2 separate regions of the Homo sapiens genome follow, and region 1 is linked to region 2. The links are chromatin contacts, found by Hi-C in ENCODE. All regions are on one chromosome and are shown on one strand. The core of a region is the stretch at or near the end of the contact, and the rest is flanking DNA. Distances in the headings are between cores, read along the strand shown.

Region 1 (4,598 bases), core at 226-2,725, 1.1 Mb before region 2:
ATGGCATCTGTACACTGTCATGGCACTGGTGGGGGTGTCTTTTAACATGATAATGAATTATAATTAGCATATAATGAGCAGTGAAGACGACCAGAGGTCACTGTATTCATCATCTTGGTTTCTGGTGGGTTTTGGTTGGCTTCACTACTGCAACCTGTTTTATCGGCAAGGTCTTTATGACTTGTTTTTCCTGCCTGTGGACCTTCTATCTCACTCTGTGACTAACCTCCTGGGAATGCAGCCCAGTAGGTTTCAGCCTTATTTTACCCAGCCCCTATTCAAGATGGAGTTGCTCTAGTTCAAACGCCTCTGACAACTAGTCACCCTGCTGTGCTATCAAATACTTGATATTATTCATTCTTTCTAACTGGAATAATATTTTTTAAATAGTAAAGAGTGAGATACATGAACTCCAAATATCTGAGACAGGTCACAATCAACTCAGAAAGTTTATTTAGCCAAAGTTAAGAACTTGCATCCATGACATGGCACAGATCCTGACAACATGCGCCCAAGGTGGCTGGGGCACAGCTTGGTTTTACACATTTTAGGGAGACATGGGGCAGCAATCAATATATGTAAGATAAACATTGGTCTGATCTGGAAAAGCGGGGCAACTCCAAGTGGGGAGGAAGTTCCAAGTCATAGGTAGATAACAGACAGTTGCATTCTCTTATGAGCCTCTCCAAATGAGGCAATCAGACATGCATTTATCTCAGTGAGCAGAGGGGTGACTTTGAATAGAATGGGAGGCAGGATTCCCTAAGCAGTTCCCAGTATGACTTTTCCCTTTAGCTTAGTGATTTGGGGGTCCCATGATTTATTTTCAATTCATAAGATATAAAAAAGATATAAAAAAGAAAGGTACACCTGAGTAAATATCTACTCAACAGGGAAGCAGGATACATGTTCTCTTTGCTTTCCCTGTTTCCTTGATAGCCATGCACCTTATGTTTATATTCCTCATTATTTGATGAAGTTAATCATTGCAATAAGAGAAATACGAAAGACTCTAGAACTCTAGACACGAAAGCAATTATACAGCCTTTATGACACGCAAATTTATTCACTCTGTAAAAAAAAAGTAATTACTTTCGGTAGGGTCTCCCATGTATCTTCCAAAAGGCAGACTGCTCTGGGTGCATGTAAAAATTAACACGATACCCTATACAAAAGGGAATGCTCAGAGTTAACAGCTAGAGAAGAGAGGCGCCAATCTTAGACACAGGCTTATTCCTCCGCACCCTCCCCCAAAACAAATGGAGGACAGAAGAAAAAAGAAAAGTAGTTAATACAACTATTACTCTACGGAAATATTAGGGGTAGCGCAAACAAAGTTCTGACACTAAACTTTACTGAGCCCTGCATCCTGCCCACGACCCCCCCAGAAACACCTACGCACCACTCTCCTAGCCGCCGCAGCCCCGCCAGTCTCGCCGGGAGGAACCCCCAGCGCCGCGGTACAACCACGGCACTTCCGCCCGCCCCCCGCGCCTCGGGCGCAAGCGTTTGGTGTGTCTGCGTCGGGGGCGGAGCCTCTTGTCCCTCTGCGCGGCCCGTTCCGCCTCTCTTCTCCCACCGCCTGTCGGCTGACGTGTCTGCAGTTCCTCCGCGTCTACTGCGAGTCAGGCCGTGATGGCGGACGCCTGGGAAGAGATTAGGCGGTTGGCGGCCGACTTCCAGCGGGCGCAGTTCGCCGAGGCCACGCAGAGGTGCCCGACCCTCCCTCTCCTTTGTGGAGCCCAAATTAGGCCGTGGGCGGACACGCCTGTATCTGGGACTTTAGACCCGCGGCCCTGCATCCCGGGTCTTCTCGCTGCTTGTCACCATTCTCTCCTCCTCCCTCTGTCCCGAGCCTGGATCGCAGTTCCAAGTCCAAGGCTCGGCGGGAAAGTCCTCAGCCTAGGACGCCCTGGAGCCCCCCAGCCCAGCTGCAGCGAAATGCTGGCGCGCCCCGCCCCACCATGGACGGGGCCGGTGATTTCGAGCTGCCTTTATTGAGCATTTCTTTGACCCTCCCTCACCCACCAACCACCAAATCACTGTGACATCTTGGCTATTATACACTTCCTGATCTAGAATGAGCTCGAAAGGAGAGGCTAACCCCCGCCCCCAGTACAGTACTTGGCAAATAGTATGTTGATCCTTAAAACTTCTTGCCCTTTTATCTCTCGTAACAGACCTAGGGCTAGACCCCTGACCCCATCTGTTATTCAGGGCACTGACATTTTCTACAAGCCCACTAACCTTTGGAGGATGTGTCCAGAGGAGCCTAACTCTGCTTTTTAAAAATAACGCTAATAGAAGCCTTTCTATTCTTTGACTACTTCCTACCTGCGATGTTTTATTCCTTTTGAGCCGGAAGACAGCAATCCCCTTATGCTGTATTTTCTACCACTGATAGCAAACTCGTAACTGCATGGGTAACTAACGTGGGTAAAAGTTATGGTTTCACTAGGCCACATCCCCTGCCTGCTTGCAGACCATGTGTGTAAGTGAGGCAATTATGCACTTAATTTAAAAGAAAATTCTGATTAAACTGGAAATTAGGGCATTTTTTGTTTTGTTTTGTTTTGTTTTTTCTTTTTTCCTACCTAAATAAATGTCTTCAATTTTCCCTTCAGATTTGAAGATTGGAAGCAGGCCTGTAAGAGACAACAGACTTGAAATTTGTGATGGGATGATGTGTACCAATTAAATAAATGATTTAAGCATATGTAAACCTACTTACTCTGAAAGGTTTTTTTTTAACTTATTGAATCAGTTAGTGAAAAATACAGATATTGTGATGTAGAAGTTAGTGACTAAACAAACTTTTTAAAAGCCTGTTTTCATACATTGTATTAATTTTATTGAGCGCCAATGTCTCAAGTGGACTTTTGAAACAACTTTTTTTCTTTCCCTCAGGTTGTCCGAGCGGAACTGCATTGAGATTGTTAATAAATTGATTGCTCAGAAACAGCTAGAAGTAGTTCATACACTCGATGGAAAGGAATATATTACTCCAGCCCAAATTAGTAAAGAAATGAGAGATGAGCTACATGTCCGAGGTGGTAGGTAATTCTTTAGTGTTTTTTTTTTTCTTGGATTTTTGGAAGGGGCAAAACAAACAAACAAAACCCGTAAACATGTAATTGCATACTAAATTATAGATTGTAAGATATCGTTTTCAATTGTTAATTTGATAATCAGGCTTAATATTTTTACTGGGTTCATGCAAACATGGTCATATAATTTAAATGAACTCAAATGTTGTCACTTAAAATATTTTATCATTTTGAGTTATGTGTACTATACATGAATTAATTGTTTCTTTTTACAATTCATTAATTTATTGCATGACTCAGGGAAGGGTATTCAGCTGCCTTTTATTAGGTGGTAATTGTGAAGGGGGACAGTATCTTACAGGATTATAGATTTTTGAAAATCAAGGCTGTATTTCTTTTTAAGGCTTACTTGTACTTACAAATTAGGTAACTCAATCCAGTGTGGTGCTACACCAATCATATTGTATGAAATGCTGTTAAAAACACGCACAAAGTTGGTTTCCTTTGTCTTCTTAAAATTTGAACAGACTACCAAGCATATTTGAATACTATTTGATTAAAATAGAAGCAATTATGAAAGCCTCTCTTCATATTATCAGAGTGTAACATTGGTCTTTGTCTTTTTTTATTTATCTATTTTCCTTCATAGTACCTTTAAAATATGAGCTATAATTTGAATTACTTAACAGATTTTCTTATGCTGATATGTAGAAGCCTACCTTTTAGTATCAAATAATTGAAAAAAAGTTCATCTTAATTTAGTTGTCAATATCTCTTTGATCACAGTAGATAAATTCTGAATTGTGAAGGGAAATGAATACCCTTCATAGATAGAGCCAATTTGTGTGCCAGTTGGTGCTCATAATTGGCCTGATGTTATTTAAAAAAAAAAAAAAAATTGAAAGTAAGTTATTGCTTATGGCTTCAGCCATGAAGACTTAGCCATCAGCTAATGGTGTGTATTTGAAGACATTGATTATTCTGGCTCTCTGTTCTATGCAGGACTTTGACCAAAACTTAAATGTTAGAATTTATAGCTTTGGGTTGGTATGTACGCATAGATCATTTAAAATAAATGAATGTCTTTTCTTCAAAGGTCGAGTAAACATTGTTGATCTACAACAGGTAGGTTTTAAATTTATAAAATTTTTGCTTTACTTTCTCAATTTTTTGATACTGTGAATTTGTTCAAGTATTCACTAATGCTGGTATCATATTTTGTGTAGTGTTTATAAAGAAATAGTTATATAAGCCTCGCTGATACACTGAATTGATTTAACAAGTTCTGATACATTAAAATGATTTAATAAATTCGGATTTATTGAAATGATTTAATAAGTTGGCCTTATTAAAGAGTTGGCCAACTCTTCCCTAGTTGGCTTTCTTATTCTTAACTTTTTACCAAATGAACTCATAGTTATTTTATGTAAGTATAGAGTTTATGTCATTTTGGGAGAAAAGTCACCAGTTTCATGTTTATATGTTTTTAGTATATGAAAGTAATAGAGAAACATTTTTAAAAGTAGAAGCTATTTTCAAAATATACAAATA
Region 2 (4,634 bases), core at 2,033-4,532:
AATATATTGAATCAAAATTTATTTATTCTCTATATTGTTTCTATCTTCTGTAGAACAATCTATATCAAATTATATATGTATAAAATTATGTATATAAAATAATTTCTGAGGATATAAGGACCTTGTATTTGAAAAGATGTTTTAATATTTTCTAGTAGGCATATTTTAGTGGCTCTAAATTATGTTTTCAAATTGTTGATTCAGTGCAACATCTCACTTTTTTAATCATTGTCATTTTTTTACTTGCTCCCCCAATCATGAAGCAAAGAAAACATGCATTTTCTCCTTCAGAAAATGCTACCCTTCCACAAATGCAAATTAGTTTGAGATAAAACAAACAAAAAAGAAACAGAAAGAAACAAAGAAAGAAAATCTTTAAAGCCTTTGACTGGTTACTTGAGCATTGTTCAGTAAGTAGACATAGTCACTATTCCCACCATGATTTTTAGAAGTTGTGACAAGAGCCATCCACATTCTTTTGTACATGACCAGTGGCACATTTGTGAGATGACCAGCGGCGGTTGGGGCTGTGTCTAGGAGCAGTTTTCTTTTTGTGAAGTTAATGGGCACATATGGGGATTGAACAAGCTTTACCATTCTTTCAGCTCCTCCTTCTTCCCTGGTCATGGATTTGAAAAATTGCCATTGAGACTGCAGTCAATGATCTTCTCCTTTCTGTTTTATGTAATTAATTGCCATTAATAGAAGATACCAGTCATGAGATAAATTTGGTTGAAGATGAGGTTAGACAATGAGACCTTGACTGATAATTTAAAATTTTAATTTTCTTTTCTTTTTTTTTTTTAAATTTGCTCCTTACCCCCTACATCATCTCCTACATCTTCCTAACTATCCTATGTGGTGTCCTCACTGATCTGATTGATGTTGGCCAGTATGAAAATAGTTTTTGTGGGACTATAGCCTGTTTACAATAAAAAGTAACACAATTAACTTAATTCTATAGCTTCTGAAACTGAGGTAAAAGTCATACTGAAATTCTGAATGCTTCATGGTAAACATACCTGAAAAGCCTGCTTCTACTGGATCTTCTCTTTCTTTTTGACTCTTAGTTTCAATGAAAAATGAAGAGCTTCTACTTATTGTAGAAGTCTTGATAATTTAGAACAATAAATAACAGTATGGAAGCAATTGACAGACAATTGTTTTCACAATGCTAACCAGGGTTTCCAAGTTGAACTATTTAACCCCAAATTTAAACAAAGCAGGCGTCTTTGTTTTAAGTGATAACACCTGTGCACAACCTGATGCCTGGTTGGACTAATAATTAGAAATAATATAGCAATTATTTATTGAATGCTTACCATGTGCTATTCATTGTACCCCAAATTTTAGTGTGTTATCTCATTAATTCTCATAGCAACACTATAAGGTAGATTTTTTTCCCCATTATAGATTAGAGAACCAAGTTTAGAATAGTTAATGTCAGGGTTAACTTACCTAAGGCCATGCAGTTAGTAACTAGAAGACTAAGTCTTTCTGACCCCAAAATCCCTTTGCCCATGTGCTTTTTTTGCTTGACTTCTTTGTTCCTTAGATAATCTTATTTTATTTATTTTTAAATAATAATAATATGGACTCAGTAAGATTATGTAGGGCACTGTATAGGTAGGAAACTGTTTAAACACGTATTTATATATAAAATGATAGAGCTGAATTTGATTATCCTCACACATCTATTAGTCTATAAATTGATGTCAAGAAATAGAGAATTTCAGCCAAGCAGGAATTTCTCTGAGAGAGGTTTGGTAATATTCATGGAGTCTAAAAAAAGGGGGAAAGAAACCAGGTTGGCAAACAAACAATAAAGGGACTAAAAAGGGGTGCCTTTTCTATGTAAAATCAAGAAATTAGAAAACTTCCTATTTTAACACATTATTAAAAATCACTTATTTTCTCATGATTTTCATTATAACAAAAAATCAAATCCAGAATCCTTTAGCAGGCATTCAGGATGCAGGGCCTCCTGATGCCAGAGTTAATAGCTTGTGATGAGAAACTGGCTGCCATGATCATATGTGGTTTGTGGGATCAGAAGTATGTTTGGTGTACTCATTTTCTAAATTAAATCTGTCCGGTCTGGATATCAGAAAGTAGGTTATCATTGATAATTCATTATCATACGTCTCAAATGATATTCCATGGAAGCCTTGGCCTTTTAAGATAGATAACAAAATAGTAGTAAATATTATCATTAGGTAAAAAAGGGGACGGCTCTGTGCCTTGGATATCTGTAGTAGGACCATTATCATTGTAGGAATGTGTTGAGAGAAGCTATTGGCATGCTAAAAATACACTACTTTAATAATAATCCATGCATAAAGGACCAAGAGAGAAGATATGGCAGAGAACTAATGAATTCTGGATCTTTTCCATATTTACCATTTCCACCAAAAAAATTAAATGCCGAATATTAAATTATAATGTTTAAACATAAAAAGTGAAATCTGTAATGTTAAAATGAACTTGAATCATGTAAATGTTAAATTTTTATTTAAAATGCGTCTCATTTTATTTATATTCAAAACAGATGCATGATTTTAAATACAGGGCGGTTGTAATATTCTAAGCACATATTTTAGGGACTTCCTCCCTTTTCCAAATCTCACTCAAGTGGAACATACACTCATTTCTGTAACAAAAATTCTTTCTACTCTATTGGCAAAATGAATAGCATCAACTCAAAATATTTAAAAATTTAGTCACATCCACATCCTGCAGCCTATAAGGAGCTTTCACGCTTTTGGGCTCGCTTTAGATCTTTAATACCCTTTCCTTTTGTGTCAAGGAGCTCACGAGGCGTAAAGAAGCACTGATAAACCCACTTAGATCCCTTCCTGGGCCGTCACCTCTCGCTGCCAAGCGGCTTTAGGTGGTAACTGATCTGTGACAGGCTGCCAGTCAAACAGAGCATTTCTGAAAGCTGACACAAAAGACTGAACGCTGGAGAATGGATAGGAAAAATAAGAAAAGGACCCAAACTGTATCAGTGCCCCCCACTCATCTCGGTCTGTTCCTCTTCGCTACCGCCCCCACCCTCTGGCCCACCCCTACCCTCCCTAACCTTTTTTGGTTGGTTTTTCTCTCTTTTCTTTTCTCATCCTCTTCCCTCCCAACCGCCCGCCTCCTCCCTCCCCCAGTTCCCTTTCCCAGAGCACAGCCTTTCCCCCCTGCTCTCTCTGGCTGGCTCCTTCTTAGTCAGGTTCATGGCAGGGGCAGCGTAGAGTGGAGAGATAGAGATCAGCAGCCCTTCCAAGCGGGGACTGCCCCAGTGCACTGCTGATAATAGAGGCAGAAGTGAGAGTGACAGTCAGATGGAAACTGACACAGGCCTTCTGTCAATGCCGCAGCTGCCCGTGGGACTGAGGAGGAAAGAGAGAGAGAGGGAGGGAGGGAGTTGAGCTGAAATGTCAGTGCCGATAACTGCACCAGCTCGCTATTTTTCTATGTAGGTGTCGTTCTATTCCACATGTGAGGCAAGGTTTTTTCCAACTCCGCAGCGCTTGCTGTTTCTTCTTGGCTGCTGTGAGTGTGTGAAGGAGCAGCTTACTTGGTGAAATCCTCACTTAATTTCTTCTGGTGCTGTGGAGCCCCGTTGTGTGATTGTGTTTGACAGTTTTTGTTCTCACAGCCTTTTGAGCATTTTAAAGATTGATAAATCTTGTCATATGAGAACCCCGAATGATGCCCGAATATTTCACATTCTTACAGCTGTAGATCGTTTCTGTATTTTCCTACATTAAAATAAGGCAAGAAAATATTAACTGAGAAATATGGGCAGTGACTCATTTTTCTGCCCAGGAGAAGGTTATGCTGAAAATGTCCCCAACAACAGACTTTTTATCTTGACTTTGGGACCTCTCTGGAGAGAACTTTAGGGTAGCTCTTCTTGTGTAATTAATTGTTTTCTTGAATTTTAAGAGTCGTAGTGGTACCATTGTTTATCAATAGATCCCATATTTCTATTTCTGAAGGTGAACTATTTTTAAATAAAATGACCAAAATGTATCTCTCTTTCTCTCTCTCTCTTTCTCTCTCTCTCTCTCTCTCTCTCTCACACACACACACACACACACCACACACGAAATAAAATAACAGTGACTGATGGTAACTATAGTTTCAGTTATACAACAAAGTGATAAAATCCATGAAGATACTTCAGTTCTGCTGAATCTCTACTTAACATCTCCAGTGGTTCAGAATCTCTACAAGGCTAGTAGCAGCTTAAAGTTTGAAGGATTTTTGTAACCCAAAAAATCAGGATCACCTGACATTTTACCCTGAGCTCAGTCCATTACAAATCATTTCTTCTTTTCTTTTTGAGAAAGTTACCAGCTGGGATCTTCTTTCTTGGCTATACTAAGGGCAAACCAAAAATCTGCACTAAAAGGGATGGGTGCAGATGAACTCATTTCACTATTGCGTATTTAAATAAAGGTAAGTGATAATAAACATGTTAGGTGATAGGTGATATAAAGATTATTATCCTGACAATCACCTCTTTCTAGGATGTTGCATTATGGAAGCATTGTGAGACACAGACACACACACACACACACACACACACACACGAGGGAGGGAGGAAGCAAGGGAGAGAGAAGATATCCCATGGGGGA

The links. Hi-C counts contacts between places; a loop is a spot of excess contacts on that map. Pooled maps may share reads with other maps.
Region 1: a loop to region 2 is called in a map with no recorded cell type, with 18 times the contacts of the local background. The contact joins the promoter of UFL1-AS1 here to the enhancer-like site in region 2. A Hi-C loop is called at or near these places in 3 of 37 single-sample maps with no recorded cell type and 2 of 50 pooled maps.

Annotation. Positions count from the first base shown.
Region 1 is chr6:96,520,239-96,524,836 of GRCh38, forward strand. UFL1-AS1 (UFL1 antisense RNA 1) reads right to left here and starts at 1,476. Exons shown (of 4, transcript XR_007059687.1): 1 at 1-1,476. UFL1 (UFM1 specific ligase 1) reads left to right here and starts at 1,568. Exons shown (of 19, transcript NM_015323.5): 1 at 1,568-1,712; 2 at 2,908-3,053; 3 at 4,144-4,172. The coding sequence starts at 1,636. RefSeq lists enhancers at 1-284, 285-1,156, 1,157-2,028, 1,173-1,362, 2,029-2,900.
Region 2 is chr6:97,666,054-97,670,687 of GRCh38, forward strand. All of the region lies in intron 3 of LOC101927314 (a long non-coding RNA gene), which reads left to right. Among named protein-coding and RNA genes, the nearest start is that of MIR2113, 360 kb to the right of the region's middle. RefSeq lists an enhancer at 2,156-3,014. Within about 2 kb of position 3,283, at least 5 of the 41 ENCODE cell types and tissues checked have a DNase peak (open chromatin) inside an H3K27ac peak, as active enhancers do.